Linked DNA regions of Homo sapiens: regions 2 and 3 are each linked to region 1. A link is a loop called in an ENCODE intact Hi-C map of the cell type or tissue named here. Cell type or tissue: endothelial cell of umbilical vein. All regions are shown on one strand. Region 1 overlaps VEPH1 (ventricular zone expressed PH domain containing 1). Region 2 overlaps VEPH1 (ventricular zone expressed PH domain containing 1). Region 3 overlaps LOC101928236 (a long non-coding RNA gene).

Region 1 (8,000 bases):
TGGTAGGCACTTCCTTCAGAGGAAAACAAATGGCATACAGCAAATAAGCATATGAAAAAATGGTCAACCTTGGTAATAATGAGAGGAGTGTATATTTAAACAATTACATGCTGCTTCACTTAGATTAAAAAAAACTTTTAAAATCTGATAAAAGCAAGCACTGGTGAGGATATAAAGCAACTGGAACTTTCATACACTGATGTTGGGTGTGTAAACTGGCACATCCCTGTTGGAAAGCAATTTGTTGGTATATCACAAAGTTGCAAATACACAAAACCCTAAAACCTGTTGTTTCACTTTTAATTGTGTACTTTAGAAATACTTGGCAATTACAAGTATTTAGAACTTTAGAAATAATTGGCCAAAATTGCCAATTACAACAATGTTTACTGTAGCACTGTTTAAATAATAAATATAAACCAAAAAAAGAATGGATACATTGTAGCACATTCACATAAGGGAATACTCTGCCTCAGCAAAAATAAATGAGTTGAAACTACCTGTACCAATATAGACAAATCTCAAAAACGTAATTTGAGCCCTATGACAACATTTATATAAAGTTTAAAAATACAAAATACTATGCTGTAATTCACTTTGGAACCATGGATGTGTAGCAAAAACAAAAACAAAAAGCAACCATGCATAGCTAAATACCACAAGGAGGATATTGGTTACCTTGGGAGGCATGAGGGAGGAGAATTGGATTAAAAAGAGACATGCAGGGATTTTCAATTGTACCTAACATGTTAAAGTGGGTGATTCTGTGTGCCTGGTGTGTTTCATTGTTAAAAGAAAAATAAAGAGAACTGGAAGGCGGGTGGATCGGTTGGGCATGAGGTGAGCACCAATGGAAAGGTGGGAGAAGTGGATGAGTGGATGAGACAATCTCTCTTGGAGTAGCCTGGGAGGAAAGCCAAGTTAGTACAAGTGATTATCAGGTAAAACTGGTCTAGAAAGGACTTGAAATGAAAAGACAAAACTTAAAGGTATGTTTGGGAACTTGGAGAGGATACTGAGTTGAGTAGTCACATTTTCAAAGTGAAACATAAGGGCAAAACATTTCATAGTAGTATTTTGTAGTAACTGGTAGAAAAAGAGGACATGGACTGGACAGTAAAATCTAGTAAAGTTTAATTATTTTTGTGAGTGGCTTTGGGGGAAGGATTGGAGGCTTGTTTGCCACATTTTTGGATTCCACAAAGCTGAAAGTGCTAAGTAATATATTTGACAGAATCATGATGTTTAAAAGACATATTCTGGAATGAGGGCTTAAAGACAATAATTTTTTTTGCAATGTTGAAAATGTGGCAGAATACACTTTAAAAAATTTAAACTTATCTAATTACAAGTCTTGATTCAACCTGAATGCCTTAGCACATCACAAGATAAATGTGGACAACTGATTTTTTAAAAACATAGAATATTTGACTAGTATTAGTAGTTGTTCTAAGCAATTGGTCTGAGTATTGGGCAATGATAAATTACAATAATAAATTAGGACTATTCCAAAGGAGGGTAAGCAGAATGATAAGAGTGTAGGCCATACCTGGGAGCTTCAATGAAGCCTTCTCTAACAATGCAGAAACAAGATTGTCCTTTGAGGATTAAACCAATAAAGTCCACTCATATGAGTGGGATTAGCCAGTACAGGCCTAAACCAAGACATTATCTTTTGATGGGTGACTTTGCAGGTGAGTTAGATGTAATCTCAGGGAGGAAGGGCTGGAATGTGATTGTCATGGAGGAGGAAGAAACCTAATCAATAAAAGTATTTCTTATCCAAAGAAAGACTGAGTAAACAGACTTGAGAACAGCATGAAACACACAAGAATTCTGATCCGTACGAGTTATAATTTTCATTGTAAATCAGTACATCGTGTTTTAATCTAATTTATATTTCCAAGTCTTGTATTTGGATAGCATGATTTGGATAGCATTTCTCAGGTACCAACAAAATTGAGTTTTCCAGATCTGACAGTTGATGGCTACAACATGAGGTGCTGTAACCTTTCCCAGACACAGGCTCCTTCTTTGTCATGGAAAAACCCAAGGTCACTAAGATGTTTAGCTGGGATGAGACAAGCCAGAGGTGAAGCCTGGTGCTTATCTTCAAAAGGTTTAAAGTTTTTCTTGTAGAAACAGAGGGTAGACTCTTTTGATTGTTGGGGGCAGAGAACAGAACAGAGACAACAGGTAGAAAGTACAAAGTAAGATTTCATCTGGCTAAGCAGAGGAACATGTTAACAATTTGAACTCCCAACAATGAAAATGCTCTCTCTTTGTCAGGGTTCTTTGATCATAAGCAACAGAAAAAGTCTGAATAAGTACAGCAAACAATAATAATAATAGCTATAAGAAGAAGATTAGAGGTGGCCCACTTATTTGAAGGAGAAAGTGAAGTACCAGGCCTTAAAAGGAGCAGTGATCAAGGCAGCTACAATGATAGAGAGGGAGGAAGTAAAGTACTGTTTCTTTGGGGCACCGTCCTCATGATAAATCACCCCCTGCTGATATCTTTCTTAAAACTACTGGGGAAAAACTTCTGATTTTCAAGCTTGGGCCAGGTGTTCACCTCTTCTCTCCCCCACCACTGATAGGGAAGGGTAGTGGGCACTCATGAGTAGGGAACCTTGATGGAGATGCCATCAAGGTTTTATGCAATGGAAAGGGACAATTTACCAAAGGAAAATTGAGAAGCAGGTAAAAATATTAGAAACCCACCATATTCGCATCATTGCAAGTGCAGGAGAAGCCACCTATTTTTCAGCAATCTTCTGTGCTGGAAGTTGGAAGGGGCAATTTAGACGATCCCTTCCTGTTCTACGTTTCTGAAGAGAAATTGAGAAGTGGAATTGATTACTGAGATCCAAGGTCATTAGGAGAGGCCTAGAGAGGAATAGCTGGGGCTGGATCTGAGGGAAGGATGGGACGCAGCTAACAGGGATGTAAGCCATAGAGCAGGCATGGTGGTTCCATGTGCTAATCAGAAAAGGAAGATAAGGAGCTGCTGGCATTGGTAACCTCAAACTTGATATATGTAAATTACAAGCTACCATTCTTCTTCTGTTCCATGAGAGGGTTACAGATAGAGAAATGGAAGAAGTAAGATGTGGTAAAAGTTAGTAGATGAAGAAGACACACGAACTCCTGGCTCTCCAGAACTCCTGGTAGAGTGAGATGCTATTTGGACAGCTTAATGAATGGACGATGATCCTAATGACAAGGGACCTGCCAGCCTTAATGGCTAACCAGTGGAGTTATATAATAGAACTGAGTCACCAGTCCTAAAATTCTGAATTTGATGTCTGTGAAACAAAGCAATTAATGATGCAAACAAAATAAATAACTGGCCACTAGTGACCTCTAGTGGAAGTAGGCTTTAGGGAACTTATGTGATCTTTGATTACTGTTTTGTTTTGTTTTCCTAGTAAGAAGATGAAAACCAGTGTAATTTTCAGCCAACTGATTTGCAGAGGAGTGTGAAAGAAGGGGTTTCTGAAAACAGGACAAAAATCTTACCCAGAAAATGAAAATGTACCAGGAACATGTTGTGCTTTGCGTCAACCTAAGTTGATTAATGTTCTGGAAAAGATGTGGATGAGTAATTGCCATCAAAGACATTACCTGAGAAAAGAAGAGTTTTTTGAGCAGTGACTTCATTGGTCACTGGGGGGAGTTCAGCATGTTAATGGCAGCCAGCAAGAGAAAATAGGCTTGAAGAGGAGGCTGCACGGGTTGCCAGTATACCTTTTAAATATATCTTCTTTGTAACACAGAAGAGCGCTGTTGTTTCTGAAATATGCACACATTTGCCAATTCAGTATTGTATGGCTTGAGTCCCACCACTTTCATCTTTCCAATGAGTGTCTGTGCCAAGTGTTGGCTAACACTGCTGAGCTGGGAGGATGTGGGTGGATGCCTGGTGGCCCTAGGCCTTTGAAGTGGGACCAGTCTCATGGAGGGTCCAAGTACAATCAAGAAGGTCAACATGAAACCACACTGGGCACTCCACATCCATCCCCTTTGGGAAGTGCTTTCAGAATATATAATCTTGACATTGAAGAGAAGCGAAGGAATGCAAGTATTGATGGGAGGTTTTACATCTGTCTGATCACACTGGGGACTAATAATGGGTGGGTGGAATTAAATGGCAGGTCCAGGGAGTAGGGATGCAGGTGGGTAGAAAAAGAAGCAAGGGAAAGATAAAAATAGAGACAATACAGAAGTAAACAGAATCAGCCTTATTAAGTCCTGGGCAACTGTCACTTCTGGCAGCAAAGCGATCGTTGTCCTTGTCTCATATTACCTGCGTGGCAGGAGGTGTCATCCTGCCTTCTTTCATTATTCAGCCTCCCACACACACCCTGCTCTTGTTTACTGATGCTGTTATGCTGCTCTGCAGGTCTGCTTTTCCCTGGATTGGCTCCCTCTCCTCTCAGTGTCATTTCAAGGACATAAAAATAGCCCCTAAATAATATTTTTGTGAGAATTCCATGCTGCTCTGCAATTTTCAGAATTCTGGTCTTTGTGAGTGGGCAAAAGATGATCTAACTGCCCCCTACTAAGCCATGACTTCCCTACTGATATTTCTTAGATGCCAACAAAACCACAGAGCAGATTAAGAGAGACCAATATTAGTGGTATTTCCTCTTTCCCCTGCAAAGATCTTTCTGCCAGGATATAAACAAATCTCTAGCTCTAGGACAGGCCATTTCAGAGATGTAGTCTATAAACCAGTTTACTTACTGAAGATGAGCTAATTATCTTAATTTGCTCCAAAGCTTCTGTAAGGCTGTCTTCAATCTCAGAGTCATCTAAGGAGAAGAGGTCCCCAGCTCGTGAAAGATCTTTTTGTCCCAAAACCAGTCTGAACAGTTGATGCATGGTGAGGATGAGTTTGATCAGTTGACTTTCTACAGACCCAGAGTCATGTGTTCCAGTTATCAGAGGTCAGTAAGACAAAAACATGTAGAAGGAGGTATACTTCTTATTCCATGAAAGGTCATTTTTCTCCAGACTTTGAGGTCTTCATTGACACTCTCTGCAAGGGAAACAAATGACACAATGTAGCCACTGGCAGAATGGCATAAGCTCAGAATGTGAACTCAGTGTCCAGCGGAGAGAGAGAGAAAAAAGAAACTTGGAAACATGTGCCTAGACTAATAGATCCTGGCTTAATGATCTTTAAATGAACTCTTTCCTTGTTTTTGTCTCAAAAAGTCTTGTCAAAAATTACTAGGTTTCTCCAGAATTTAATTTGAACTTTAAAAGTCAACATGAGCCCTACGCTTTTCTCCTTTCTACATCCTTCTCTTCTCTCCATGTCACAAGGAAAAACAACAATCATGCCTAACACTTGCCAGATTTTCCTCAAAAAGATTCTCATGGGAATCAAACAGAAAGGGAGAACAAAAGGAAAAGAGGGAGCATAGGAAACATCTCCTAGACCCACTTCCTTGAACCCTTTCTTCCAGAACCTGGACACAGAAACCAGTGCTTACCTCTTGGTTGGGCTGCCTTGCTACGCTAGCAGTAGAAGTTCCCTGCTCTGTCAGTCAAAAAGGTGACCTCAGTACTTACCCTACTCCTACGTACTCTATAATCAAGTAGCAATAAAATAAAGATGCTGCTTAGGAGAATGGCGTTAGATAAATCTCTACTGAACATGAAGATGAACTTTAACACTGAAATGAACATGATAGCCTTGCCATGTGGGCTAAAGAGGAGGGCTTTGGGATCAGGCAACTCTCCCTCTATTCCAGTTGAAGTAATAAAGTCCCACTATATTTCTCACCCAATTAACAGTCTACAGAGAGGAGGGCAATGGCACAAATTAGACATCTGATTATTCTCATCAGCTCCCTTCTGGGCCTAATAAAATCACAGACCATTTGCACTGGCAGAGACCTTAGTAATCATTTAATGTCCAGTGAGGTTTAATGACTGCCCCAAGGCCCCATAATAGCTGTGGCAAGGATAGTCTACTGATTTCAGTCCAGTGCACTTCCCTCACAGTTTACAGTAGAGTGGAATCACCTCATACATGTGGGTAGCTTACAAATGTAGCCACATGCTTAGTGAGAGCCAAGAGTGAGTTATTTAATACAAGTAATAGGCATTTCTACCTAGCATTTTACTCTGAATGGTTTGCCAGAAAGAGTGTGAAAAGGGAGAGGAGAATCTATTGTTTCCTTGGGTAGTCTCAGACCTCTCCTCTGAGCTATTGTTGTGAGAGCACCTCTTTGTGTTGAGTGCAAGTTTAAAGACACATACTCTTCAAACACCATGGCCTCAAAATACAAGCCAAAGCTTTCATTACACACTCAACTAAATAAGCTATCTGTAGTATTGTAAGTGGTACAATTCATGAGTCATAGGGATTTTAAGGAAAATACTCTCTATATGCAATTTTTGTACTATCTACCAGCTTTTGAAAAATGAAGCCTAACACTTACATGCCTTTATCTATGTACCAGGCATAAACACTTTGTAAATATTAATTCATCTAATCCTCATAACTATATGAAAATATGTCATCCCCACTTTGTAGGTGAGCAACCTGAGGTAGTTAAATAACTGCTAAAGCCATGCAGCTACAAAACTGGAGAGCTGGAATTTGAACCCAGAGACTCCAGTAGTGCTAGACTCCAAGTTCATAACCATTATGAAATATTGACTCCATGTAAAATGTGAGGCTACTGTTAGGAGTAAAGGTCCTCAGAGCATTATTAATATTAATGATGAAGGTGTGAGCAGGGTTATCAAGCAAGAAAATGAATTCCTCTCCCCTTCTACACTGCTCCTGGATCCTTGCCCATTCTATGCCCTGAGATTTAGAGCAACCAGAGAGCAAGACAGTCACAGGAGAAGACGCTTGGAGGAAGAGCAAAGGAGAGTGGTAAGCTTTCAGAGGGAGGTGGAGCACAGTGAGGTACTGCAAAGTAGTTCGCACCCTGGGAAATGTGGGAGGGTGAATCACAATATCTCTAAGGAAAATCAGCACAGTGTTTTCCTACATTTTTCTCTTAACACATTTTCCTCCCAGGCTCAGATATTTACAGTGACAAGAGTCTCAGTAAAATAATATTCAGGAAAATTGGATGGAAATGACTTCACCTGACCTGTCAGCTTGTTGGACATGTGGCACTCCATGAAGTACATTCAACTGCCCCAGTCATAGATGCTCAGGAGCTCCAAGAAGGAGCAGTAATACGTGCTGGTACAGAGGAGCACCCCCAGGCTTTTCCTGGGCTCTTTCTGCACACTCCACATTTACATGACACCTGGTGTGGAGTCCCACATTCATGCTGCCAACTTCAGCTCTTACTCTTGAGGGCCCATCACATGCAAAACATTGCTTTGGGCCCTAAACAGAAACATCAAGTTGTTTAACACACAGCCATACAGGAAAGCTTTCACAAACATAGGGGTGGAGTGGGGAGAGGTGAGACTTACACATTATTTTTCAAAGGGCTCTTTTGCACGTTTTCAACTGTGATCTTCAAAACACCTTCTACAATATGGGAGTGACCAAGAGAAAAATCTCCTGGATACTACAAAAAGAAGTTTGGGGAAGTACAAGGGAGAGAGAAGTCACTTCCAGGGGAAGATGATAATGAATAGCTTTATGGAGGAAATGGTATTTGAGAAGCACCTTTAGGATAGCTAAGATTTTTACAGGTTTTATTCAGTGCACTTGTGCTGAGTTCATACTAAGTCATCTGCTCATCTAGGAACCAAGGGTCATGTCCCAGCTCAGCTATTCAGCGATTATAGGACCTTTAGTTCATGTTGTTTTCCTTTCTTGAGACTTGGTTTTCTTATTTGCAAAATGGGGCTAATACACACCTCGTCTATTTCATCAGGGTGTTTTGAGGGTCACAGGTGATAAAGTGTAAACGAGCCCTTTATAAAATAATGGCACAACTGACATTTGGTGGGTGTTTGCCATGTGTCAGGTACTTATCTCAGTGCTTCTCACATACTTAGCCACTTAA
Region 2 (8,000 bases), 140 kb before region 1:
GGTCAGGAGTTCAAGACCAGCCTGGCCAACATGGTAAAACCCCATTTTTAATAAAAATACAAAAATTAGCCTGGAGTGGTAGCGCACACCTGTAGTCCCAGCTACTTGGGAAGTTGAGGCAGGAGAATCGCTTGAACATTCACGAACATCACTTGAACATCCATGTTGGACAGGCTGGTCTCAAACTCCTGGCCTCAAGCAATCCACCCGCCTTGGCCTCCCAAAGTGCTGGGATTACAGGCGTGAGCCACCGCACTTGGCCCATCTCCTCAATTAATAGGTGATCATTAAATGAAGAGTCCATTAATTCAATCACAAATTCATTGTCTTTTCTCTACTACTAGTGTCTACTGGAAATTCTTATTTCTGTAGTAGTGCTTCTTACCTTCAATGTGTTATGAAACACCTGGTTGGAGGTGGCAGTCTTGTGGAACTGTAGATGCTGATTCAATAGGTCTAGGGTAAGCCAGAGAATCTGAATTTCTAACAAGTACCCAGGTGATGTTGATGTTGTTGGTCCATGGACCATATTTCAAGAAGCGAGGATCTGTTGCAGCGTTTTTCAACCATTGCTGATATTTTTGGATTAATTCTTTGTTTTGGGGTGGCGGGCTGACCTGCGCATTGTAGTATATTTAGCAGCATTCCTGGGCTGTATCCACTAGAAGTCAGTAGCACCCACTCCCAAGCTGTGACAATGAAAAATGTCCCTAGACATTATCAAATGGGGGAGACAAAATTACCTCTGGTTTAGAATAATTGCTCTATTGTTATGTTTAATGGTTGTATGTTTGTTGCATAATATAAACACCTATTTTGATGAACTGGCTTTAGTGAGAACAGCATTCATCAGCCAAATAAACAGCTTTCTTCCCCTACTCCCACCAGCACTTAGTACACTTTTATTTATGGACACTGTAGATTTTTAAACCAATATTGTTGCCCTCCTTACTATGACCACTAGGGTGCTCAGAAGTAAATTTCAAACCACATATAGCAATTGTGAATATTTCCAGGGATAAGTTTCTGAAAAATAACTCAACTACTGGATTCATTTTCTTTCTCTATGTTTATTTTCCCCTCTACATTGAGTAAAAATTCTTTTTGCTTTATTATATATTTTTATAGGCTGCTTCACGTATTGTTTGAAATAGATAACTTTCTATTGAGTAAGGTGAACAAAACTGTTAGAATAGAAACAGTCAGGACAGACACAATGCATTAATTTGCTGATCATGGTTGGTTATGTGCTGTTTGATACATATTAATGAATAAATCCAAGCAAATAGTGAGACAAACCTCACAACTATGAACAATCTGGCTTATTTTCTCCCAACTGTAGTAAACTGATGAATGCAGATGTCTAGAGAAAGGACAGGAAATTAATATGAAAGAAAAGTTTTGTTTTTTACTTTACATTGGAGATACAAAATTAGTAATAAAGTTGTTTGAGGCTGATAGCAACAACAACAAAAAAACCTTGGCTGAATAACTAATGTTTTATACTTTGCCAGCTCTGCCATAAGACACTAGGGATTAATTGCATTTAGAGCATAAAGGACCTTAAAAGTTATCCAGCCCAGTGTTTTTCAAGTTTCTTTAAGCTGTGGAATTCTTGGTTTAAACATTCTTCAGGAAGGCTAGTGTGTGAAGCCAGCTACATCAGGGTTGTTCTGTTTGCAGGGCAGGTAAAGGGAGGAAAAAAGGGTCTCTGGAGCCTCTATAGGGAGCAGAGCTTGCAAACCCATGGCTCTGTAATATACTCTTGGGATAAGTGTGAGGAAGTGGTGACCAATGAGATGAAGTAACCTGTTCAAGGAATCAGAATTGCCCTGCAGCAGAGGTGGGACTGGAACCCAATTTAGATAGGACGCTGGGCATCTGGAGTTATTACCTAGTTCCAAGTTACCTGCATCTCTGTTACTGAAGCCAATTATTCTTATTAAAAATTTCCAAACCTTGCAGAAATATTTACATTAAAATGTTCAAATTTCCCCCTCCCTCTCGCTTTCTTCTCTGCCTGCACCCCCAATCTGATTATTTTTCTTTTTATTTTTTTGAGACAGGATCTGGTTCTGTTGCCCAGGCTGGAGTGCAGTGGCGCAATCTTGGCTCAACCTCCACCTCCTGGGCTCAAGTGATTCTCCTATCTCAGCCTCCTGAGAAGCTGCGACCAGAGGCATGCCACCATTCCTAGCTAATTTTTGGATATTTTAATAGAGGTGGGGTTTTGCCATTTTGCGCAGGCTCTTCTTGAAGTCCTGAGCTCAGGCGATCTGCCCACCTTGTCCTCCAAAGTGTTGGGATTACAGATGTGAGCCACTGCACTCAGCCCCAGTGTGATTCTTCAGAGAAAAACAGTGATAGCTGCTTGATGTGTATCCTTCTAGAAGTTTCCCCCCTCCCTCCAAATTTGTACATACATACACATATATGTAAATCCTTTTTTTTCCTGGGTTTTCTTGGCTGGCTCTATTTTTCTCTTTATCATAGCACTTAACGCTTTGTAACATCCTACATATTTTACTTATTTATCATTTCTATTATTTATCATACATCTTTTCCCACTAGAACAGCCTCCATGGAGGCAAGGATATTTGCCTATTTTGATCACTGGTGTTTCGCAAGTCCCTGGAGTGTGCTGGCATGTAGTAGGCACTCAAAAATTTTGTAGAATGAATGGATGAAGAATGAACAAGATGAAGAAGCAGAACAGGAAAGATTTTTAGGGCAGTGAAATTACTCTGTTTGAAACTACAATAACGGACGCAGGTCATTATACATTTGTCAAAACCCATAAAAGGTACAATACCAAAGTAAACCTCAGTGTAAACTATGGACTCTAGATGATAATGTATCACTATGAGTTCATCGATTGCACCAATGTGTCGCTGTGGTGAGGGATGCTGACAGTGGGGGAAGTTGTGTGTGTAGTGGGGCACAGGAGGTAAATGGGAATTCTCTATACTTTCCACTCAATTTTGCTGTGAACCTAAAACTTCTCTAAAAAGTAAAGTTTATTAATTAAAAAAAAAAGAATGAGTGGTCATCTCAAAATTCATGTGTCTAAAACCAAGCTCTTGATTTGTATCTCCCCACACATTCTTCCTCTAGTCTTATCTGTCTCATCCATCCATTGGGTGATTAGGCCCAACCCACCAGCACTGCTGACAGCTTTCCTTTGAAATATATCTGGAGTGAACACTTCTCACCACCTGTAGTCCAACCACCCTAATCTAGGGTGCCACACATAAAGTGTCCTTCTGCCTCATGGCTTTGTATTTACTGTTCCGTCCTTGCTGCTTCTCCTTATTCATGTCTCCATTGCAAAATCACTTCAGTAGAGAGACCTTCCCCTGTTACTCTACCTAAATAGTAATCCCATTCTTTATCCCCCCTCCAACTTGTTTTGTTTCACAGCATCTGTCACTATTTGGCATTATTCTTTCTATATATTTTTTGTTCTTGGTCCATATCATCCCACAGAATAAGTTCCAAGAAGGGAGAGATTTGCTTTTGTTTGCTGCTATATCTTCAGTGCCTAGCAAAACTTAGGGACTCAAATTTTTGTTGAATGAATGAATGAATCTGCTATTCACCTGTAGAATAGCATTTGCTTCCTAAGGAGTCTCTAGCCCCCTCTACAGACTAATCTCCACATTGCAGGTAGGGAGATATGTTTTCAATCTGACTTTTCTCTCAGGATAGAGCCCAGATCCCTGCCTACATTGAACTATCCTCCTCCTCACTTCACTTCACTGCTCCCCAGGGGGCCAACTTCCAGTCCCTGGAGTAGGCTGTGCTCCTTCTTTCCACAGGACAGACGGTTCTCTTCAGCTCCCACACCTCTACTTACTCTTCACATTTCTCAAGAGTTCCTTCTCCAGGGAAGCTACTTTGACCCCCAGATTAGGGCAGATTCCATGTGATAGGTTCTGACAGAACCGTGTTCCTTTTCTGCAGATAAATCATCTCACTTTGTAACTACGTATTATGTAAGTTCCAAGAAAGCAGAGTCCATGTCTATTCTGCACACAGTTGTATCCCCTGCCTACAGCAGCGTGCCTGGTACTGCCAGGTTCTCAAGAAGAGTTGGCTGATGAATGAATGAAGGCATAAATGAGCATGGCAATCTCTGCTGTTGCCAGGCAAGTCTCCAAAGCATATCCAGAGAATGAACCTTTCAGGCATCACTAACAAATCCCTCAAGTTTGAGAGACCAGGGAACTCTAGGGGTGGCTGGCTAAGTTTCTCCCTGCCTGGCCCAACACCAGGTGATTTGAGCACAAATACCAGCTAAGTAGATGACAACATTCTTGTGCGTTGAGGCTTAGAAATCTCACTGGGGAGACACAGTCACCTGTCATTGTCCCTAGCCATGTAAGGCATTACTTCCCAGATTAATATTTCTTCAAACATCTAAACTGAAGTGATCATCTGTAAAAAGTAGTTTTTACTTACATGTATAAACTACAGGGTTTTATATGAGAAACAGAATCACACTCTCAGAGTTTCTTTGACAGTTTTACATTTCCTGCATTTGTGGCTTATTTTAATGCCAGTGTAATATTTTAATGGCTGCGGGATAATTGATGTGGATATTTTCATCTGAAAAATGATGATTTTCTGTAAAGCAAATTACCTTTAAAAGTTTGCTGACTCTCTCACTCTTTTTTTTTTTTTTTTGAGACTGGGTCTCTCTTTGTCACCCAGGCTGAAGGGCAGTGGTGCAGTCACCGCTCACTGCAGCCTCGACCTCTTGGAGTCAAGCGATTCTCTCACCTCAGCCTCCCAAGCAGCTGGGACTACAAGTGCACATCATGGCTGGCTTATTTTTGCATATTTTTTGTAGAGAAGCAGTTTCACCATACTGCCCAGGCTGGCCGTGAACTCCTGGGCTCAAGCAACTCACCCACCTCGGCTTTCCAGTGTTGGGATTATGGGCATGAGCCACCACACCGGGCCAACTGAATCTTTTTATAAGAAAAACAAACAAACAACAACAACAAAAAAACAAAACCCTGTGTTTTATAATTTTTCACCAGTCCCTAATGTGAACAGGGTAAAAATGTAGACATAGGAATTAGCTGTCTTTTACTCAGCTCTTTTTGCCTCAATCCAAGTAGACTCTGTCAGCTTTGGACTCATCTGCTGTAAATATGCACCTCTCTGAAAATGAACTGTAACACAGATCATTTCCTACTAAATTATCAAATACCTGGACTCTCAATTGCTAACTATGTAATTGCCTATGATTTTGGAAAAATATTTAAAAATCCTCCGTCACCTGAAATTTGATGGTTGTTGTGGAGCAAATAGGAGGAAATAATCTACCCTCCTCCACCCCCACCTTTTCCTCTGTCTTATCAAAACCCTTCACCCAGCGATATAATCTCTTTTCAGTTTCCTGGCTACCAACTCTTCATCACCAACAGAGCTAAAAAATATGGATTTACTCTGTTTACTCTGTTTTTAAATGAGATTTGATGACATCCAGGGACCACTCTGTTTCCCTACAGGGCATATACTGCCAGTTTCATAATGAAAGTAAATGGAAGAATAACATTCACTTTACTGAAATTTGGTTTGTGGCAAACTGGATTGGAATGTACTCTTCTGCTGGGGACTGTCAGGGGCTCAGGACCATTTTATACTGCACTGCATCCCTTGGAGTAAAGACAGTCCCCAAACAACAATAATGGATGACTGATAATAATCTCTGAGTATAAGCTTCCCTCAAAAAAGATAAAAGTACTGACTGTGGATATAAGAGTATATTGCTATATACCCTTCTATCTTAATAATAATACATTTCAAAAATATATTTAAAAATATGAAATATGCCACAGAAAACAACTGCTTTTACACCACCCACATCTCCTCATTTTTCTTTTAATGTGGTGACTTTTAGGGTGAGATATATTGAAATATACTCCTGTGCATTTTCGCTCCATTTATGTATTTACTTTTGCCTCTATTTGTTAGCAAGGTCCCTTTAAATCTATTAGAGACACACCTAAGGTGGATACTATATTAGGGGAATTAGGCATTTCAAGGTTTGAGATGACAGATTTCATTTTCAGTCAGATAACTGCTCCTGGATCTCCATACAAAATGTCCTAAGAGTGTGCATGTGCTCAACCAATTTTATTTTGCACTGTTTTCTAGTCAGATGAATATTCATCTCATCTGTAGATAAATAACAGGTTAACTAGACATGCAGACAAACAACATACTCCTTTGTCCATCTGCATTGTAAGAAACTTTTTTTTTTTTTTTGAGATAGAGTCTTGCTCTGTTGCCCAGGCTGGAGTGCAGCAGTGTGATCTCGGCTCACTGCAACCTCTGCCTCCCAGGTTCAAGCGATTCTCCTGCCTCAGCCTCCTGAGTAGCTGGGACTGCAGGCGCGTGCTACCACGCCTGGCTAATTTTTGTATTTTTAGTAGAGATGGGGTTTTGCCATTTTGGCCAGGCTAGTCTCGAACTCCTGACCTCAGGTGATCCGCCTGCCTTGGCCTCCCAAAGTGTTGGGATTATGTAATAGGCATGAGCCACTGCATCCGGCCAGAACACTTTTCTTTAATTATTTATTTAAATGTGCAAAGGAAACCAAGCTTTTTCTTTATTTTAAAGAAGAGCTTTTAAAAATATAATTAATGAGAAATAAAGTTATGTTATGTCTTCTTTTGGAAGTTTGCAACATGTTAAGTCATGGATGCAAGTAGGTGACATCCTTCCCAGTGATTTGTTGTTACACGCCCGAGTCTTGCACCTACTCTTGGCTGAGGATGTACAAGGGCAGTGTTCTGATGTCAACTCATTAGAGCAGTTTGCAGAGAGTCTTTTCAAAAGGATTTGTAAATCTTCATTTCTTCTTGTTATTTGGATGTGTTTCACGGGCTGTTGCAGATGACTGGGATTGGGATATGTGTGGTAGGAGAAAGTAAAGATAGAAACCAGTCGCTGTTATGTCTGCCTTTGTCAACTAAAATTCACTTTTTGGAGAGGTGGGAGCAGGTAAGTAAGGTAATCCAAGAAAAGTCCCAAAGCACCAAGAAAAGTTTGCTAGAAAAGTATTCCCTAGTAAGTGCCCTTCTAACAGGGGCCCAAGAGACCACCTTAATGAATGAGGCTCCAGGAAATTTGGTAACATTTTCCTATTTGCTGTTTTTCTTTCTCAAATTGTGTGAAAAAGATTTAAAATTCTTCTCTGGCTCCAAATTTTACAACTTCAATTCATGGATAAATTATCCTAATCCCATGATTAAACTAATCCATTAAAAAATAAAAAAGAAACCTTCCCCAGAAGCATTAAGTGGATGGGCGTAATCAACATCCCCCAGATGGGACCAACTGGACCAGGAGGATGTGAGCACCCCACAGTCACACCAACACTGAGGTGGACTTGACTACATGCACATTTTCAGTAAGGAGGCTTTATTTGTCATTAACCATGAAAACAATGCCCACTAATTGATATTAATAATTAATCTCATTTTAAGAAAAAAATCAACTTATCACTTTGGGAGGCCGAGATGGGCGGATCACGAGGTCAGGAGATTGAGACCATCCTGGTCAACATGGTGAAACCCCGTCCCTACTAAAAATACAAAAATTAGCTGGCTCTAGTGGCGTGTGCCTGTAATCCCAGCTACTCGGGAGGCTGAGGCAGGAGAATCACTTCAACCAGTGAGTCAGAAGTTGCAGTGAGCCGAGATTGTGCCACAGCACTCCAGCCTGGTGACAGAGTGAGACTCCATCTCAAAAAAGAAAAGAAAAAAACAAAAAAGAAAAATCAACTTGTGTGGGTCTATAAAGAAAGGACTACATTACCAGCTTAAAAATTAGCTTTCTATAAGTCAGCCTTGCTGATACACTCTACAGATGGGATGTATTTTCACCCAATCAGGAAATACTTCAAAGTAACATTGATAGGTTCTTGTAAGCTTTTATATTATTCTTTATAGAACTTCAGTTATGGGCCAGATTTCCAAGGATTT
Region 3 (8,000 bases), 250 kb before region 1:
GGTCTGCCTCAGGCAATGCTTCCTTAGTTCCCTTATTAAAGATAATTTTAGTTTAAAAATATATATATATATATTTTTAATGAAAAATGATACTGTAATGAACATATTTTATGGAATACTTTTGCAAGTATATCTGTAGTGTGCATTCTTTTTTGTTTGTTTTTGAGACAGAGTCTCATTCTGTCATCCAGGCTGGAATGCAGTGGAGTGATCTTGGCTCACTGCAATCTCTGCCTCCTGGCTTCAAGCGATTCTCCTGCCTCAGCCTCCAGAGTGGCTGGGATTATAGGCATGCATCACCACACCCAGCTAATTTTTTGTATTTTTAGTAGATACAGGGTTTTGCCATGTTGACCAGACTGGTCTCAATCTCCCGGCCTCAAGATATCTGCCTGCCTTGGCCTCCCAGAGTGTTGGGATTACAGGCGTGAGCCACTGCACCTGGTATATACACATTCCTTTTAAATTTAGGAAGCTAGCCCTTTGTCTACAATATGCGTTGTAAACAATATTGCCAGTTTACCAATTGTCTTTGATTTTGTTCATTATTATTTTTTGTTGCATAGAAATTTAAAAATCTTTACAGCTAAATTTATTAATATTCTTCATGCTTCTATGTTTTGTGTCATTCTTTAAAAAGTCTTCTTCATTCTAAGATTATGAATAAATACACCCAGTTTTCTTTAGGCATTATTATAGTTTCTTTTTCAGGGTTTAAACCTTTGATCTTTATGAAATTTACTTTGATATAAGGAGTGAGATGAGATTTGTCTTTTTTCCCCAAGTTGTTACTAGTTATACCAAATCAACTTATTGAATATGCTTTTCTTCACTAGTCTGAAACTTAGCTTTTATATAAAATTCTATTGCATAGTTATATGTATTTCTGAACTCTGTACAATTCAATTAGTGAAAACTTTTGATGTCCCAAACCAGTAGTTTAGGAGATTTCAGCATTAAATCAGAGTTACTCTGGATCCAGATCTGTTAGCAGATATAAACTTCACGGTCACAAAATTCAGGTGAGCAAAGATGTAACTTTATTTCCCTACAACCCAACTTAGTTTAGCTCTTGAGCCCCTATGTCCATTTTGTGGTAGAACTCTTAATACAGCCAATTCAAGGTATCTCTGTGTCCCATGGGTGATATAAGACCTGGGGGTTGGGGATGAGATAACTTTTTTCTCATCCAGGATTTCATAAAGAGGATGATTCTGGTTGATAGCCATCTCTGTCTTCTGGCATCTATAAGATATAACTCAATCTGTCTGGTCCTTCTAATTGTGCACTGGCATATGGTTATGTCCTGGCCACGGGCCTTCATTTGCTAGTTCCAGGCACCTGTGCCCAACATCCCCATCTCAGGACCTCTCTTTGCTTTCCTGAACCCTTTTCAAGGGGGGCCCTGGGAACTCTTGTCTGCTTTCCTATACCACTGGAGGTGCTGAGTCTCACTGAAGCTGTGCTCAGGCCAATCTAACAGAACATCTCTCAGACTTTGCCGGTTTTCAGCTGTAGCCTAATGTTGAATATAGGCTTCTCCAAGAGGCTTTAGGTATTTCTGGGAAGGGAAGCAGAAGTTTACTATGCTCTCAGTTCCTTCCCAAAACTACTTTAAATTTCTTCTAGAGGCTTCACCCCAGCTCCATGGAGGCCCCTTTCTCAGGAATTCATATCAATTACTTGTTTTCTTGCTCTCTTTTCCCAATTATCTTCTTTCCTCACAACTGTGAGATTTGCCTCTGTTCTAGGGAGGCAGCAGCGGCTGTGCTGAGAGGAAAGAAATGGCTTTTACATTACCCTGTGATCTTTCCAACTCCAGTGTTTATAGTATAAACTTCTTGTTCAGACCTTTAGAAATTGAGCAGAGCTTTTGGAACCAAAACAATCGTTTGTCTCTAAACATTTTAGCTTTTAATATGATAATTTCTGGTATGAATTTTGAGAGCCTATTTTGGTAGTCATGGCCAATAATTTGATTCTTTCTTCTTGCTGCATCAAGAAGAGTAATGGGCACACAGAAGCCCTGGGGGAAGGATGCCTTGGAGGAGCCCGTGTTATCTCAAATGATTATCTGCAACACTGAGTGAGTCCTTGATCTGGCTCCTAGACCGCTGTCTCCATCCTTGTGATCACTCCCTTGGTCTTGGGATTCATTTCAACTAGCTGCTGGTGCTCTTAGTTCCTTTCCTCTGCCCTTGTTTAGTCCCTGCTTTTTTTTTGTTTTTTCACAAATTATATTGTATGTGGTTTATTATTTGTTTTAAAATTGACAGATAACATTGCATTGTGGAATAGTTAAATCTAGCTAATTAACAAATGCATTACCTCACATAGTAATCATTTTTTGTGGCAAGAGCACATAACATCTACTCTCTTTACATTTTTCAAGAATATTGTCATTAACTATAGTCACCACGCTATACAATAGACCTCTTGAAGTTTCTTCCTCCTATCTAACTGTAATTTTGTATACTTTGACTAATGTCTTCCCACATTCCGCTTTCCCCAACCACCCAAGCTGGTAACTACTTTACTACTCTCTACTTCTATGAGAGCAACTTTTTTAGATTCCATATATGAGTGAGATCATGCAGTATTTGTCTTTCTGTGCCTGGCTTATTTCACTTACTATAATGTCCTCCAAGTTCATCCATGTTGTGCAAATGGCAGGATTTCATTCTCTTGTATGGATGAATAGCATTCCATTGAGTATATATACACCACATTTTCTTTATCCCTTCATTTGTCATGGGTACTTAGATTGTTTCCATATTTTGCCTATTGTAAATAGTGCTGTGAAAAATGAGAGAATGCAGATATCTCTTTGACTTAACTGATGTTTTTTCATTTGGTTATGTAAACAGATGACCTACTGATTACAATTCCTTTAGATATATACTCAGTAGTGGAATTGCTGGATCATATGATTGTTATATTTTTAATATTTTTGAGGAAACCTAAATATTGTTTTCCACAATGGCTGTACTAATTTACATTCTCACCAACAGTGTATAAGGGTTCCCTTTTCTCCACATCCTCACCAGCACTTGCTATTTTTTTGTCTTTTTGTTAATGGCCATTCTAACTGGGTGAGGTGATATCTCGTTGTGGTTTTGATTTACACTTCCCTGGTGATTAGATTTATATTTCCCTGGTGATTAGTAATGCAGAGCATTTTTTAGCAGCACCCCAGTGCTGCGCTAGTCTCTGGGGCATGGGCTTCGGGTGCAACCCAGCACTGCATCAGCCTGCCTTAGGGCTCCCCCTAGTGCTGCAATGGCTATAGCAGTAACCAGTGTGGGAACCTTGCCTGTCAACGAGCCCTGAATCTTTGGACAGGCTTACTGCTGAAGGAAGTACTTGAACAAAGTCCCTTACTGCCTTTTGAAATGGGGTTCTGCCTAAGTTCCCTCACCACAAATCCTCTCAGAGATCACAGTCCTAGAATCTACCCTCTTTGGCTGGGTCATCATTTTGATTGCAAAGCTGTCTACTTTCCAAACTTTTGCCTACTCTCTCTTCTGGGAGCCTCCTGATATAGTTCTCTATATGTCTCCTGTTGCAGGTTGTTGGATCTTTCCAGATCACCACACCACATCACCCAGCCACTCTGCCCAATGGGAGGGCAGACAGTGTTCCAGTGTAGGAGGAAGGGGTGTAAGGTGCGGGCAGTTTGTGAGGAGGGCACCAACGAGAGCTACTGTGAGAAAGTCTGCATGGTCAAAAAGTGGATTACCAAGAACAAAGCATCATAATGTTGTCCAGTGGACCCCAGGTTAGCTTAAAAGGTCTAGTCTTTGATTCTTTATGGATTATTGTTTTGATGTATGTCTTAGTCTGTTTATGCTGCTATAACAAAATACCTTAGGCTGGGTAATTTATAAAGAACAGAAGTATATTTCTCACAGTTATGGAGGTTGGAAAGTCCAAGATCAAGATGCTGACAGGTTTTGTGTCTGGTGAAGATATTTCTGCTTCCAAGATGGCATATTGAATCCTGCTTCCTCCAGAGGGAACAAACACTGTGTTCTCACATGGCAGAAGAACAGAAGAGAGAGAACCCACTCTCTCAAGCCCTCATATAAGGGCCTTAATCCTATCCATGAGAGCTTTCCCCTTATGATTTAATCACCTTCAAAATGCCCCACCTCATGACACTATTACATTGGCAATTAAATTTCAACATATGAATTTTAGGAGAAACGTTCAGACCATAGCACAATATTTTGGTAGTCAGTGACTCACTTTTAGGGCATTATCCTTTTCCTTCCCATTTATTCTCCTACTCCGAAATATTCTTCATGCCTAACTCTGAATATTTAGTCATTATAGGGATTTTACTTAATATCAGGAGGTAACTATGGTCATGGTTTTTTTGTGCCATGAGAAGCTTGATCTTTTTCTCTGGCCCTGTGTAAATGGCTGAGGATTTAAAAAGCCATTTTCTCTGACCAGTTTATGCTTGTTCTCCTATTTGCCATTCAGTAAGTAAATGGCCTTTAACACAGACGTTTTGATTTTCAAACAATAATTAGGAAAGAAAGCACTTCATATGGGGGCTGAAGATTACAGGGAAATTGCACCATCTTCTTCCTTAGTACAACAATATGTTGCTAAACCAGCAAGAACAACTAGTTGCAATTTCTCCAAACCAACAATATTTTCTTTTCAGAATCCTACCTAAAAGTGAGATTCACCAAGAAAGTTTTGTGTTTTTGAGCAAGTCTAGGTTTTAATTTTTTTTGACTCATCTGCTTCTTTAATTGAAAACAAGACAAAACAAACATGGAGTAGAAGCTTTAATCAAGTGTGTTCTAACACGCAAACACTATGGAACCCACCTGAGTCCCACTTGGATCATTTCAAATGGCTCCATATTTTTCTGTTCCCAATTAAACTTCCTAGAATGTCTCACAGGAAGCTCACATTGATAAACTTTTTGAGTAATCCAGGAACTCTTAGAACCTGATAAAGTGAAAGGATTTGGCAGGAACGTTTCAGATATGAGGAAGATTTCTCTGCAGGGTATGTTTGTCTATTAATTGGATAGTATACCTGTCCTAACTATGAAGAAATTGGCTCCGACTTGGAGAATGACTGAAAAGTGGCTATTACTCATTGATGATTTTGGTGGGAGGAAAGTAATAGCTTGTGGACTGTTAGTTTTGTCATCATAACAAACTAGATACCCTGAAAAACCTCTCAATACAAAACACCTAGAAATGATGAATTAAATATAATACATAGTCTTTAAAATATTGAGCTCAAAGGAAACAGAAGAAACTCTCATACACCAGAAGTGGTGAGATGATGCTTATACTAGTCCCCAATCCTGTTTGAGGGTATTTGGTGATCTTGGCGATCAAGAGGTTTGGGTTTCTGACATGCTAGTACAATAGGCAAGGCCTTGGCCTATGCAAGGTGGGGAGGCAGAATCAAGGCTCTGCATAATGGCTAGGGCCCTCAAAAGGCTATGCTGCCAGAAAAAAGATGCTCAGGCAAAGGGAAATGTCAAGCAAAGTTGTCTGTTTCCCCTGGCCTCTGGGTAGAAAAGAATTCAGATTCTGCCCATACACAGCTTTGAGGTTTAATTTATACAATCTGAGTGGTCAGAAACTCCAAGTCAAGATATTAACATGAAATTGTTCCAGTTTGATAGCACGTCCGCCATCTGGCAGAACAATTAAAAAAAAAAAAAATCCTTTCCTGGCAGCCATGCGGACTCACCAAGGGCTCCTGGCCATGCCCTCTCCCAAGATTCTCCATAAAATTAGTTGGTTGCTTCTTGCCCTGAGGCAGCCCAGTGAAGTCTAGGGTGTGGTGATCCCATGTTGTTGATGGGGAAAAAGGGAGTGATGGGGTGCTTGAGGGCTTCTTAAGCCATAGTTCAAGCATAGCGAGTGCCCCCTCTTCTTCTGAAAGGGCCAGATACCTGGCCTCATCCTCTCCACAAAGAACTCTCTTGGGATCCTCAGGGGATCCAGGTTAGGGCAGAGCCCTAGGGCTCAGAGAGGGGGGTCAGTAATTAACCTGGGCCCTAGCACTGTAAAAGTGACAGTTTGATCTCCCCACTGTCCTTCTTCCCCTGCCCACCAGGGACAAGGCTTCCAGAAAGAGGGGACCACTGGGAAATTCTGCCTCTTGTTCAGATAAAGTTCTTCCCGCTGCAAGGCTCCGAGCTTCATTCTTCATCCTCAGATCTAGAATGGGATGGAGGGCAGTTAATTTACAAAAAAAATTATATAAAATAATTGTATGTAATATATATTATCAAAATAGCTCTCACAGCATAAATCTTATAGATAAACCTCACCAACATGAACTTACAAACCAAAATTATGAACACATGAAAAAATAAGCTACTAAGAGTAAGAAATTAAAACTAATAAGGAGCAAATGTGGCTGGGCGCAGTAGCTGATGTCTGTAATCCTAGCACTTTGGGAGGCTGAGGTGGGTGGGTCACTTGAGGTCAGGAGTTCAAGACAAGCCTGGCCAACATGGTGAAACCCCATCTCTACTAAAAATGCAAAAATTAGTCAGACGTGGTGATACATGCCTGTAGCCCCAGCTACTTGGGAGGCCGAGGCAAGAGAATCACTTGAACTTAGGAGATGTAAGTTGCAGTGAGCCAAGAACATGCCATTGCACCCAGCCTGGGCGACAGAGTGATATTCCATCTCAAAAAAAAAAAAAAAAAAAAAAGCGCAATGTGATTAGTGCTCCCCAAAAGTTCAGAAAATGAACATATTAAATGTAAGATATTTTAAGTAATTAAAACGGTAAAATATGGATTAAACAATAAGAGAAAGGAATAAGATACTATTAAAAGTACCTGAAATATTAAAAAAAGGAACCAAGTAAAAATTCTAGAAATGAAAATATAACCATTGAAATGAAAACTCAGTGTATGGGACAAACAGCAGGACACAGTTGGAGAAGGAATGAGTGAATTGGGTAACAAATCTAAGGAGATTCTGTAGAATGTAGTACAAAGAGATGAAAAGGTGAAAATATGAAAGATAGGATAAAACATATGGAAGGTAAGACGTGTAGAAGGTATTTCATTCAATTCCTAGGTATTTTACCCAAAAGAACTGAAAATATGTCACAAAGGAATTTGTACAATAATGTTTATAGTCACCTTACTAGCAATAGCCAAATACCAGAAATAATTAAAATGTCTATCTGCTGGAGAATGGATAAAGAGATTTTGGTATATTCATACAATGGAATTGTACTCAGCAGTAAAAAAGAATAAATTACTAATATACATAACCACATGGATGAATCTCAAAAACATTAAGTTAAGAGAAAGAAGCCAAACACAAAAAATTACATACTATATAATTCCATTTATGTATTTTTTTTATTTTTTTAATTTTGAGATGGAGTTTTACTTTGGCCAGGCTGGTCTCAAACTCCTGACCTCAGGTGATCCACCTGCCTCGGCCTCCCAAAGTGCTGGGATTACAGGCATGAGCCACCGTGCCCAGCCTCATTTATGTAACCTTACAGAATATGCCAGTCTAATCTATGTTGATTGCCTCTGTGGAGGGGCATGAGGAACTTTCTGAGATGAGTGTAATATTCTATATTTTGTTTTGGGTATTGATATCTTTGGCTTTTACAATTGTCAAAACTCATGAACTGAACATATGTAATATGAAATTATATTGTATGTAAACTATACCCTTCAAAAAAATTACAAAGTAAAAAGTAAAACAAAGAATAGAAACTTGTCTGGTGCAGTGGCTCACACCTGTAATCCCAGCACTTTGGGAGACTAAGGTGGGTGGATCGTTTGAGCCTAGGAGTTTGAGACCAGCCTGGGCAACATGGAGAAACCCCATCTCTACTAAAAATACAAAAATTAGTCATGTGTGCACGTGTGCCTATGGTTCCAGCCACTCAGGGGCTGAGGGAGGAGGATCACCTGAGCCTTGGGAGGTCGAGGCTGCAGGCTGCAGTTAGTCGTGATTGCGCCACTGCACTCCAG

Evidence for each region. Hi-C counts contacts between places; a loop is a spot of excess contacts. Peaks named below come from ENCODE experiments on the same cell type or tissue, not always from the same donor. Only the 100,000 strongest peaks of a DNase experiment are listed, where the experiment ranks them.
Region 2: it touches region 1 in a loop (4-fold over the local background); 5 of 110 quality-filtered maps call a loop at or near these places.
Region 3: it touches region 1 in a loop (7-fold over the local background); 3 of 110 quality-filtered maps call a loop at or near these places.

Annotation. Positions count from the first base shown.
Region 1 is chr3:157,490,463-157,498,462 of GRCh38, forward strand. It overlaps VEPH1 (ventricular zone expressed PH domain containing 1), which reads right to left. Exons shown (of 14, transcript NM_001167912.2): 2 at 4,750-5,044. The coding sequence starts at 4,887. Among named protein-coding and RNA genes, the nearest start is that of VEPH1, 9.0 kb to the right of the region's middle. In endothelial cell of umbilical vein, a CTCF peak has its summit at 3,361 (motif pointing left); a DNase peak (open chromatin) is centred at 3,359; H3K27ac peaks cover 319 bases.
Region 2 is chr3:157,351,232-157,359,231 of GRCh38, forward strand. All of the region lies in intron 9 of VEPH1 (ventricular zone expressed PH domain containing 1), which reads right to left. All of the region lies in intron 7 of LOC101928236 (a long non-coding RNA gene), which reads left to right. Among named protein-coding and RNA genes, the nearest start is that of PTX3, 82 kb to the right of the region's middle. In endothelial cell of umbilical vein, CTCF peaks have their summits at 919 and 3,647; a DNase peak (open chromatin) is centred at 3,650; H3K27ac peaks cover 2,476 bases.
Region 3 is chr3:157,236,022-157,244,021 of GRCh38, forward strand. LOC101928236 (a long non-coding RNA gene) reads left to right here. Exons shown (of 10, transcript XR_007096141.1): 3 at 3,569-3,778. LOC105374179 (a long non-coding RNA gene) reads right to left here. Exons shown (of 3, transcript XR_007096142.1): 3 at 4,790-6,203. Among named protein-coding and RNA genes, the nearest start is that of CCNL1, 80 kb to the left of the region's middle. In endothelial cell of umbilical vein, a CTCF peak has its summit at 3,280 (motif pointing left); a DNase peak (open chromatin) is centred at 3,290.